Regions from separate parts of the Homo sapiens genome. Here regions 2, 3 and 4 are each linked to region 1. Evidence: chromatin contacts called from ENCODE Hi-C or POLR2A ChIA-PET data. All regions are on one chromosome and are shown on one strand. Each heading gives the region's core, a stretch centred on a gene start or an enhancer-like site at or near the end of the contact. The rest is flanking DNA. Distances are from core to core; before and after follow the strand shown.

Region 1 (2,719 bases), core at 69-2,568:
TGAACTATAAAACTCTAAACCATTGAGGGCCCTAGTTTTATCTGTTCTCCTGGCCCAGAGCAGATTAGAAATAGCAAATTAGTGCGAAGGCAGAGGGTGGCAAACACAGGCCCTTCAGAAGGGCAGTTGGCAGCACTGGGGGAGGTGCCTGAAAAGCACAAAAGCAGGCATTGCAGCCCCATGGTGTCGCCCACCTTGGTGGAGAGATAGGATTGAACTTCTGTGTGAGCTCTTTGGAACGCTCTTCCTGACCCCTAACCAGTTTGGGGCCTGGGACTTGGCACGTGGCTGGCACGTGCCAAATGGGAAGGGAGGCTGGGTGTGGTGGCACACGCCTGTAGTCCTAGCTACTCGGGAGGCTGGGGCAGGAGAATCGCTTGATCCTGGGAGGCAGAGGTTGCAGTGAGCTGAGATTGTGCCACTGCACTCCAGCAAGGGTGACAGAGCAAGACTCGAGGTCAGGAGTTCTAGACCAGCCTTGCCAACATGGTGAAACCCCGTCTCTACTAAAAATACAACAATTAGCCAGGCAGGATGGTGGGCACCTGTAATCCCAGCTATTTGGGAGGCTAAGGCAGGACAATAGCTTGAACTTGGGAGGTGGAGGTTGCAGGAAGCCAAGATCATGCCATTGCACTCCATCCTGGGCAACGAGAGCAAGACTCTATCTCAAAAAAAAAAATAAAAATAAAAAAAGCGAAAACGTACATAAAATATCCCTGGAAGGATTCACAGGAACAGCATCCCACAGATTGCCTACAGGGTGAGACTGGGAGACAGGAATGGAAAAGATGCCTATTTTAACTTTACAATTTTCTGTACTATTTGATTTTTTTTTTTTAATAGATACGGGGCTCTTTCTTTTTCGTCCAGGCTGGTCTCGAACTCCAGGGCTCACGCCTGGCCCTATTTGAATTTCGAACCATGTAAATGTACCATCTTTTCAGAAAAAAATAAAATCCGTGTGGGCACGCGGGGACGCTCCGGGCCTCCGAGGGGGTGTGTCTTCTGCTTCTTTAACCTGGCAGGGGCGGTTCAAGTGGCCGGGGAAATCAGCGATTTGGAGGGTCGAGGGCTGGTGCTTTGAGAGAGACGCGGAGGGCAGAGAGGGATTCCCCGTCCCAGCTGCACTCGGTGCATCACCTAGGTTACTCCTTTTCTCGGCCCGCAGGGCCCCTAACCTGCTCGAACCTGTTGTGCAGTAGAGGCCGCCGAGTCCCTTTAAGGCCCCGCCGCGCCTGCGCCTTGGGTTCTCCTGACGCGGCCCATCCGGACCCTGAGGAGCCAGTGGGCTGCAGGCGCAGGCGCAGGCGCAGGCACAGGCGAGGGGTTGGGTGGCGGTTGAGACAGCGGCGGTACTGGGATGGGTAGGTGAGGATCCCGAGACTGAGTGAGCTTCTGCGCGCGGTGCTTTTGGGAACGCGGGACTGGCAACCTGCGGCGCCAGGAGCTGGGCCGAGGCGCGGCGGCGCGGCTGCGGGCCGCCGTCTGGATGGGAAGTTACGGCGAAGTCCACCCAGCGTTTCTCAGGTGAGGGCGCCGCGCCAGGCTGGACGGGCGGTGAATCCGGGACCGGCGGGCGCACACCTGGGTCGAGGCGCGGCCGTCGCAAGTTTTGTTGCGCGAGCGCGGGGGCGGGTGGGAGGTGGGGGGTGTGGGGGGTCGTGCACCGCCGGGGGCTGAGTTCCCCGCGCTGGATTCTTCGCCTGCCGCTGCCGCCCTCAGCCCAGCTCTCGTGGGCGCTGGGGAAGAAACTCGCTGGCGGGTGTTCTGTGGCATCCCAGGGGGTGGAGGGACGGAGCAGCTTCGGGGGCACGTCCTCCTATATCCTGTAGAGGACACTGACTCCGCACCCCACCCTCGAGGCCGGAAATCGGTTCCCTCTGCGGGCCTGAGAGGCGAGAGCGCTCGCGCCCCTGACTTGCAAAGTTGGGGTCTTTACTGGCCTCCGGGCTTCTGCTCCTGGCGGTGTCTCCAGGCTGGTGATGGGCAAGCCAGGTGTGCCAGGTCCAGGATGCACATGAGGAGCGTTTGTAGCCATCACTGAATCACCTCCTGACTAGCGGGGCAAGCCTCAAATGAACCGCAGGATTTCGGCTAGGTTGGATTGTGGGGTTGCTGTTTGCACTCCGAGGAGTTGCTGTGGTTTCCCTGTGCCTGTCTGTCTGTCTTTCTGGCTTCTTAGATCATCATCTCATGTGGCGTCCTTTCACCGAAGAGTTAACCAAGACGTTTGGCCTAGTTTCCTTGCTTTCCTTCTGTCTTTTGCTGCTAGAGCTGCTTTCGAAAAGAAGTCTTTTCTGGCAGTGGTACCTTTTCTTTGGGTTACGGTGTTGTTCATCCTTTCTTTGCCAAAGGAATGAATCCCAGTGCTTCACGAAGTTAAAGATCTGCTGGTAGTGTTTAATCTGTTTGGAGCTGATATGCGTTAGTAGCTTTCTTTTTGTTTTTAAATTTTATTAGTAAAATTTCACTAGTGAACCAGAAGCTATTTTTTTCTATTCTGAAATGCTGGCTTTAAGATTTCTGATAACTTTGCGTCAAAGAAATCTTGGAAAAGTTACTGAAGTATACAGAAGAAGTTCACAATTTTAAATGTGCAGGGGGCCCGGGCGCAGTAGATCACACCTGTAATCCCAGCACTTTGGGACGCCAAGGTGGGTAGATCACTTGAGCCCAGGATTTCCACACTAGCCTCGGCAATGTGGCAAAACCCTAT
Region 2 (2,719 bases), core at 83-2,582, 230 kb after region 1:
GCCCTCAGGGCCCTGTGCCAGTCCAGAAGCCCATTCAGGGACACCTTTGGCCAATGTTCTGTTTCATCTGCGAGGCAACCTTCCCCAGTGCCCCAACCATAGCGTTTTCCCCCAAACACCCTCAGGAAGGAGGGACCACTACCTGTGCAGGGGGGGCCAGGAGCCTCCTGAGAGCCTCATATGGGGAGGAAGTGGTACCATCTCACCCCCATTGCCTTTCTCTCCTACTTCCACCTGGCCAGCTTCCCTCAGTGCCCCTCCTGCCTCAGTGCCCCTTCCCTCAGTGTCCTTCCTGCCTGCCGCCCCAGGGGCCTGACCTCTGACTTGGCAGGGAGGGGAATGGAGCCCGGGGACAGAGGCCAATGAGCCCTGAGAACAGTGGATGTTCTTCCTGACCCCACCACCGGGCCTGTGCTATGACCCCAACAAGGACTCCGAGGGCATGCACAGGCTGGGGTCTGTTATGGTAGGGAGGGGGCCGCTCACCTCCGGAGACTGTGTGTGTGTGCAGGTGTGCGTACACAAGGTTTCTTCCCCAAGCCCAGGCGCCCCGCAGCTGGCACCAAACCCTGCAGGGCACGGAAACCGCCCCGTGAATTCCCACCGAGTCCTCAGATCCTGCCGAGCCAGGGGAGGCGACGAGGGGGCGCCCAACTTCGTGACGCGTGTGCCCCGCTCTGCCGCGGGGGTCAGGGACAGGGGAATGCGTCCTGTCTCTGGGGATGCAAGGACATCACCGCCCTCCCCGCTCAGGGTCCTTGATCTGAGGCCCCCACTTCCCTCCTCTGAGGACAGGAGCGCCACCCTCTGGGGGGCGCTAGGGCTTGGGCCCCTCCCCAGGGATGGAGGAAACGCGCCCACTTCCCACAGTCCCTCCTCTAAACCCCAGGCGCCCCCACCTCGAGGTGGGCGGAAAACTGGACTCCCCACCCACCCAGGGGGGTGGGACCAAAGCCCCCTGGCCGCGGCCTGGACCAAGTCCAACAGGCTGGGGGTTCAGCCGGCTCAGTCCAGGCCTCCCCCCACTTCTCCAGCTGCTGTCAAGACCGGGCTGCGCGAGCCCAGCTGCGCCCACCCCTCGCCCCTGGAGACCCGGGTCCCCCACGCGTTCGCCCCCACCCTCCGTCCCCGCCCGCCCGCGCGGGGTCTTCGCTGCGAGCCGACGGGAGTCTGGACACCTCTGTCCCCTTCCCCTTTCCAGGGCCGCAGCCCTGGCGGGGCGCACTCACCCAAGGGCCTGGGCCGGGGGCGTCCTGGGCTCGGCACTCTGGTGCCCGCGGCCGCCGCTGCAGCTCTGCTCAGATGCGGCCGGCGCTCGCCGCCGCCGCAGTTCGGGGAGGGGGACGTCACATGACCGCGGAGCGCTCCTTCCCCGGCGCCGCTCCCCACTCACTGCGGAGCCCAAGCCGCGGGCGCGGGAGCGGCGGGGAGGCCCCCGCCCTGCCGCCCCGCCCCGCCGCAGGTCCTGGAGGAGGGTTCTCGGTGCCCCCATTTTACAGGTGGGGAAACTGAGGACCAGAGAGGGGCAGGGACTGGCTCAAGGTTACACAGCTAGACAGTGGCAGAACCTGGGCGACAGCCCAGCTGTCCAGGCAACAGCTCATGCTCCAAGGGGACTGGGACAACTTCTGGATCAAGTGGAGACGTCGGGATAGGTGGGGCCCACGGCCCCCATGGGCTCCGCTTGTCTGCAGGCGCGGGAGGAAGGCGCACAGGCTTCGCTGGGCGAGAAAGCTGCTGTGCCCTGGCTGACGCCCTCCTCACCCGGGCGCTCGGCGCGCTTCCTGGCAGAGGCCACGCGGTTGACCCTCGCCAGCCCATTCGCGGCTCTTGGACTTTGTCTCTGGACTGGGCAGCTCGCCCCCGCCCCAGCCTAACCCGGGCCCAGGGCGGGTGTGGGGAGGGGAGCCACAGGCTACGGAGAAGTGGAAGGGAGGCACCCGGAAGAGAGTGGGATCAGAACAAGAGTGAAAACCCAGGCAGGGAGGGGGCGGCAGAGATCACCTCGGCCTGACTTCCAAGGCCCAGGGAGAGTTAGAGACTTGCCCAAGGTCCACAGCAAGTGAGCGGCCTGCCCACTCGAGTCCCTTCTTTGATGGTCAACAGAGCCTGAGGCTCCTGTGCCCCACTCCCCACCAAGGGGGAGCCCTCACCCACACCTCTTTCTGTTCTCCACTGAGCTCCCTCCCCGGGGAACAGCCCACATGAAGCAAAGAAACACGCAGTGGGTCGGCAAGGCCAGAACTGGGGACAACGGGTGAGGGGTATGGTTGGTGGCTCCAAGGTCATGAACTCGTCACAGAACACTCGTGTTCCAGGGGGATCTCTGAAATCTCTGGATCTCACCCCAATGTTCTAAGAACTGGGAAAACAGGCTGCAAAAGGTACAAAGACAGACCTCTTTCTCAACCATTTCGAATTGGTGGGTCAAGCCGACAGGGCCCTCCAAGGTCAACAAGTCCAATAGGCCCACTTGACAGATAATATTTAGGGAGGGGAAAGTCCAAGACATGTACTCAATATATTTCTTGAGCATCTACTGTGTGCTTAAAACCACAACTGTTACTTCCAGCTCCCACTATTTTCCCGGCCACATGGGCTGCATTTCACAAAAGGAAAGATCCGAGGTCTTCAGCAACTCTTACATCAGCCTCTGGAGGATCTGAGACATGCAAGCCTCCGGGTTTTCAGTCCCATAGGGGCTGGGGACCAGAGCCAT
Region 3 (2,719 bases), core at 157-2,656, 200 kb before region 1:
AAATACAAAATTAACCGAGCGTGGTGGCGCACGCCTGTAATCCCAGCTGCTCGGGAGGCTGAGGTGGGAGAATCGCTTGAACCCGGGAGGCGGAGGTTGCGGTGAGCCAAGATCGCACCATAGCACTCCAGCCTGGGTAACAAGAACGAAACTCTGCCTCAAAAAACAAACAAAAAAACCGGCCTCTCCTTCCCCCACCCTCCTCTATCTGTGCTGGACGCCGCAGCACCCCCTCCAAGTGCCTGGCCAGCCTCACCTTTTCCTTGGCTGATTTTCGGGTTTCCTCATCCATCCACTTCAGGGTGCTCAGGCTTTCCTCAAATGCCTTCTTAATCTCCAGGATGATCTCGGTGGCCTGAGGAGATACACATCACAGCAGTAAGGTCTGCGCACTGGTCTCAGGTAAATGCAACAGGCACCCCGTGCAGAACAATGATGGCCAGAGATTAAACTCAATTTTCCAAGCGTCAGGCTGGGTGAGAAGGGGAGCCACAGCTGTGCTTCCAAACCACGCTCCTAACGTGAACACCCTGCAAGACAGGACTGGCCTTCCACACACAGGGCTCCATGCTCCAATAAGCTTAGGATGAGCTTCGGGAAAGTTGGAAAAGTCTCTGCTGTGGTACTTTTCAGAGCCTTTAATATGGTAATAATAGGCACCGTGATTCTTCCAGAGAGGGGAGAAGACACAGCCTCTCCCAGCCTTATTGCCTTATTGGACCACAGCATTCCTTTTTGATGGAGCGGGCTTTAAGATCTAGAGTACTCATGTTCCGAGGAGCAGCTTCGGAAATACCATGCTCAGGCTGGATATAGACAGGTGTTCTTGAGGGAGACAATGTCATGAGCAGACAAGCTCGAAGATGGAAAGTTGAAGGTTCTAGAGAAGGGGAAGGCAGAGCTGTGCGGCAACAAGAGCAGAGGGGCCAGCAGACCCCAACTCAGACCCTGCCCAGCTGCTCACAGGCCAGTCACTGTAATGGATTTGAATTGCGGTTGGCTCACCTCCGGCTGCAGATGACAGCTACATAATGAATACTATTTGTCATCAAGATTGTAACAATAAAATGACCACTCCCATTAGCTGAACCCTTATTGTATGCCGGTGCCCAGTGTGTGGCATCTCATTTAATCTCTCTCTGTGGGAGGAATGCCCCCGTCTCCACATTGCAGATGATGTAAGAACTGTCCCAGGCCACCCGACCAGCGGTGAGGCCAGGATCTGAGCTTAGGCCGGGCTGTCTCCAAGGCGCTCTGCCATGGCACTCCTCTGCCTGTCTAGAACAAACCTGTCACCCACAAAATAAGAAAAATGTCACCCTCTGGGCCAGAGCTGTTCTGCCAACATTCTCTCTGGGTCGTTCACAGCCCTTGGAGGTGGGGATGGCTGTCACAGCCTTGCAGGCTGCTGGGAGGATCACATGAGCTCGTGCAGATAAGGGCCTGGCACTGAAGAGCTGCCCTCGTGAGACTCCCATTACCCAGGGCTCGAGGAAGTGAAGCCTCTGCATTGAGGCTGTGGCCCTAAGGTCCCCTGCCCAGGAGCAGGAAAGGCCCAGGGTGGGCTGGAGTGTGAACTGGCAGGTCTGTGCAGGCCACAACAAGTGTGACCTCACAGCCTGTGTCCACGGGGAAGGCACTTACTATGCTCTTGCTGTCCTCGGCGAAGGTTGCTTTGACAAACATGGGGCCCAACGCAAAGCCCAGGTTGTTTTCTGTGTCACTCACGCAAAACTTCCAGCGAGGAAGACAGGTCTGGAAAACACAAGTCAGGGGGCTCGCTGGGCCCCAGCCCTTTGTTTCCCAACCCCTTTCTTGCTGGGAGGTAGCACCATGTGGGGCCCATGCTTTGTTCTGGAAGTTCAGGGAGAGCTTTCCGACCCAGTAAAGTTATTTTAGTCACCGGACCAAGAGGCCACTGATACCCTCACTCCCACCCCCTGCCATTTCCTGAATGCCAGGCTCTGTGCTGGGACTTCACAAATAGTGTCCCGTTGAGCCATTCAATGACCCTCGGGGCTTACAAGCCGTTTGACTGATGGGGAAACACACTCGGCACGGAGCAGCTGCTGGCCCAGGGTGCCCCACGAGTGACAAGTGTTGTTGGAATGAGAACTGAGACGTGCCTGACTCCACATCCTATGCTCCTACCTACCCCCATCTCGTCCTGCCTCCTGGGAAGAGCAGGAGTCCTGGAGGCAAAGAGCGGTGGAGAGTGACTGGTCTACCCTGAGTCACAGAAAAAACTGCCCCAGGGCCAGGGCTCCAATGCCATTGAAGATCTCCTCAAATGAGAACACCACAGCAACACCGCAGGACTTTTTTCTTTTTTTCTTTTTTTTTGGCAGGGTCTCGCTCTGTCACCTAGGCTGGAGTGCAGTGGTGCGATCACACAGCTCACTGCAGCCTCGACCTCCCAGGCTCAAGTGATCTTCCCACCTTAGCCTCCCGAGTAGCTGGGACAACAGGTGCAGGCCACTATGCCTGGCTAATTTTTTCTATTTAAAAATTTTTTTTTTTTTTTGTGGAGACATCATCCCACTATGTTGCCCAGGCTGGTCTAGAACTCTTGGGCTCAAGTGATCCACCTGCCTTGACTTCCCAGAGTGCTGAGATTACAGGCGTGAGCCACCACACCTGGCTCACCGCGGGATTGCAATGCCTTGATTCTTTCTTGGTCTTGCCTACAAGCCCCAACAGTCCATACAACCCCTCTGTG
Region 4 (2,719 bases), core at 115-2,614, 180 kb before region 1:
TAAGCTGAGATCATGCCACTGCACTCCATCCTGGGCGACAGAGCAAGACTTTGTCTCAAAAAAAAAAAAAAAAAAAAAAAAGAGGAACCACAGTCCCTTGTGAGGGCAAGGGCTATGTCTCATTTGTGTTCTGGCACACAGCTGGGGTGAGTGAACGAGCCAAGCCCATTTTACAAGGAAGGCAGCCAAATTCACATTAGAATTTAATCAGAAATATCTGTAAAAACTCGAGAGAATCCATATATTTCCTAAAGATCTTAATTGAACTTTGGGTACTTAGAACACAGAGGCTGTTTGGCCAGGCGTGGTGGCTCATGCTTATAATCCCAGCACTTAGAGCTCCAAGGGGCTTACAGTCCTCTGAATCTAAGCCCAGGGCTTGTGTACTACAAGCTGCTGAGTCTGCTAAACTCCCCCCACCTTGGCAGCTGTGCAGCTGGGAGGCAGGAAAAGCCTTTCTTCCTCTGCTTGGAAGAAGAGAGCAGAAGCAGTGGTGATAGGATGCCTGGGGGGAACCTGGTGGCCATGCTGGGCTGATGTGCTCAGGGCTCCTGTGCCTTCTCCGCTATTCCTGGCACAGACAGTTGGCATCATGGCCACGGTAGGGGGCTGAGGCACTGCGGGGGCCCCTCAGGCTGAGAAATCGGCTGGAACAAACCAAATTATAATGCACAAACAACATCACCCTCAGCCTCCTGGCCTCAGAGCAGGAAAAGAGTGCCAGATGGTATCTAACAGCAGCTGTTGATCTCCATCCTGGTCTGAGCAGCACCACTGAGCCTCAGGCCAGTTTCTCTGGGAGCTGAAGGGCAGCCAGCACCAGCAGGAGGCCAGGCTCCCCTGACCCTGATCGTGGGCCCTAGCACGGCCTGCATCTCCGCCTGGGACACCCAGTTGGCCTGGAAATGCTCATCTATCGTTAGACTCACCTTCCCTGACTTCTCCCCACCCCTGGCTCCCAGGGCCCGCTGCTTTTGCCCAAAGCACTCAGCAATGAGACAGGGTTGTTTCTAGCTGGTGTCCCCCACTAGCCAGGAAGCACATGAAGCGCAAGGTCCCAAGACGGACCCATATACACCTGTCAGCTGGAGGAGGGTAAAGGGCAGGGACCTAGTGTTCTTCCTGAAAGTAGAAGGAACGGACAACAGGTCAAATTCGGCTGGTCACAAGGTAAGGAAGGAGGGAGATGACACTCTGCGGGAGCCCCTCCTCAGCAGAGAAGCAAGGCCTGGCCACGCATTCCTGGGTGATGTCAAGAAACGGCAAGATCGGTGGTGGCCATTCTGCTGATCCCTCTGCAATGCCAGCTGATGCTCTGGAAAGAAGGAACCAGCAAGCTATTCTCTCTGGACCCTCAAGAACCAAGCAGCCACCAGAGGGCAGCCTTTGGCAGAGGCTGAGCCCTTGGACGTTGGGCTTCTCCAATGGGTGACAGAGAGCATCACAGATCTAACGCCCTGTTGTACAGTGAGCCCATCTGCGGCTGGCTCCTCTGCCACTTAGGAGCCTCCGGACCTTGATCTGGCTCAGAAAAGGGAAAAGTAATGACAGAATCCACACCATGCATTTATTAAGTGCTCACTGTAACCAAGTTCGATGTGCTTGGTGCTGGAGAGACTGGAAAGGCGCTGTCAATGTAAGCTGGTGTGGTCATGACCCCGAGCCTCCAAGTAAACACTATTAATTACAGAGAAGCAGCCTGGTGTCGGCCAGGCGCCTATTTTGGAGTCACTTACTAGCTGTGTGCCCTTCAGCAGGTAACTTGACCTTTCTGAGCATCAGTTTTTCCATCTGTGGACTGGGCATAACAACCATCCTTCCTTTGTCACATAGTTTCAAGGACTAGATGAAATGAGTATAAAAGCCCCCAGTCCAGGGCCCTGTCTGAAACCTGGAGGCCATCCCAGCCTCCCTAGCAGCCGGCGCTCAAGTTACCTGCAGCTCGGCTGCCGTCACTTTGTGGTAGATGAGCTCCTCATCACGGCGCTTCTCCTGTGGGATGGTGATGTTGGCCAGTGCCGTCTCAAAGTCCAAGATCTGCTGCATCTGGGGCCGGATGGCCTCCTCGTCCCCGCCGCCCAGCAGCTTCCCCAGCTGGACCATGTAGTTCAGATATCCGGTCAGCACCTGCAGGGCCCATACCCCAAACTGTCAGTGGCTGCCCCCCCACTATCCACTGGACGAGAGTTGGTGGGGGGCTTGGCCAGCCAAGTCCGGCACAGGGAGCCAGGGGGCTGCACAGTGCCCCCAAGACACCCGTGGGGCCAGGTGTGGTGGCTCACGCCTGTAATCCTGGCACTTTGGGAGGCTGAGGTGGGTGGATCACCTAAGGTCAGGAGTTTGAGACCAACCTGGCCAACATGGCGAAACCCCGTCTCTACTAAAAATACAAAAATTAGCTGAGCATAGTGGGAGGTGCCTATAATCCCAGCTACTCAGGAGGCTGAGGCAGGAGAATCACTTGAACCCAGGAGGAGGAGGTTGCAGTGAGCCCAGATTGTGCGCCATGGCACTCTAGCCTGGGCGGCAGAGAGAGACTTTGTCTCAAAAAAAAAAGAAGAAGACACCCGTGGGAGACACAGCATTGAGAATGATCTCGGGGCCGTGTCTCTCTGCTGCTTCCCTACAGCCTCCAGGAGAAAGCCCAAAGTCTTGGCTCGTCTCACAGGTCCCCACCTGGGCTGGTCCCTGTCTTCCAGGGCTTGTCCTGGGGCTGTCT

What was found. A loop is a pair of places that touch in the nucleus more often than their neighbours do. ChIA-PET counts read pairs that join two places held with the same protein, here RNA polymerase II (POLR2A). Pooled maps may share reads with other maps.
Region 2: a map of Calu3 shows a loop between it and region 1 (12-fold over the local background). The contact joins the promoter of RAP1GAP here to the promoter of NBPF3 in region 1. A Hi-C loop is called at or near these places in 3 of 168 maps with a recorded cell type or tissue (Calu3, chondrocyte and naive thymus-derived CD4-positive, alpha-beta T cell) and 7 of 50 pooled maps. POLR2A ChIA-PET finds 5 or more read pairs at or near these places in 2 of 52 experiments (K562 and activated T-cell).
Region 3: a loop to region 1 is called in a map of CD4-positive, alpha-beta memory T cell, with 3 times the contacts of the local background. The contact joins the enhancer-like site here to the promoter of NBPF3 in region 1. A Hi-C loop is called at or near these places in 3 of 168 maps with a recorded cell type or tissue (CD4-positive, alpha-beta memory T cell, posterior vena cava and sigmoid colon) and 7 of 50 pooled maps. POLR2A ChIA-PET finds 5 or more read pairs at or near these places in 2 of 52 experiments (WTC11 and activated CD4-positive, alpha-beta T cell).
Region 4: a pooled map shows a loop between it and region 1 (4-fold over the local background). The contact joins the enhancer-like site here to the promoter of NBPF3 in region 1. A Hi-C loop is called at or near these places in 6 of 50 pooled maps. POLR2A ChIA-PET finds 5 or more read pairs at or near these places in 2 of 52 experiments (AG04449 and WTC11).

What each region holds. Positions count from the first base shown.
Region 1 is chr1:21,438,819-21,441,537 of GRCh38, forward strand. It overlaps NBPF3 (NBPF member 3), which reads left to right and starts at 1,319. Exons shown (of 15, transcript NM_032264.6): 1 at 1,319-1,530. RefSeq lists silencers at 923-972, 1,938-2,232 and an enhancer at 1,453-1,963.
Region 2 is chr1:21,668,025-21,670,743 of GRCh38, forward strand. It overlaps RAP1GAP (RAP1 GTPase activating protein), which reads right to left and starts at 1,333. Exons shown (of 25, transcript NM_002885.4): 1 at 1,230-1,333. RefSeq lists a silencer at 1,255-1,404 and an enhancer at 2,053-2,719.
Region 3 is chr1:21,236,490-21,239,208 of GRCh38, forward strand. ECE1 (endothelin converting enzyme 1) reads right to left here. Exons shown (of 19, transcript NM_001397.3): 11 at 1,645-1,755; 12 at 257-355. Among named protein-coding and RNA genes, the nearest start is that of ECE1, 53 kb to the right of the region's middle. Within about 2 kb of position 1,407, at least 7 of the 41 ENCODE cell types and tissues checked have a DNase peak (open chromatin) inside an H3K27ac peak, as active enhancers do.
Region 4 is chr1:21,254,012-21,256,730 of GRCh38, forward strand. ECE1 (endothelin converting enzyme 1) reads right to left here. Exons shown (of 19, transcript NM_001397.3): 8 at 1,936-2,127. Among named protein-coding and RNA genes, the nearest start is that of ECE1, 35 kb to the right of the region's middle. Within about 2 kb of position 1,365, at least 14 of the 41 ENCODE cell types and tissues checked have a DNase peak (open chromatin) inside an H3K27ac peak, as active enhancers do.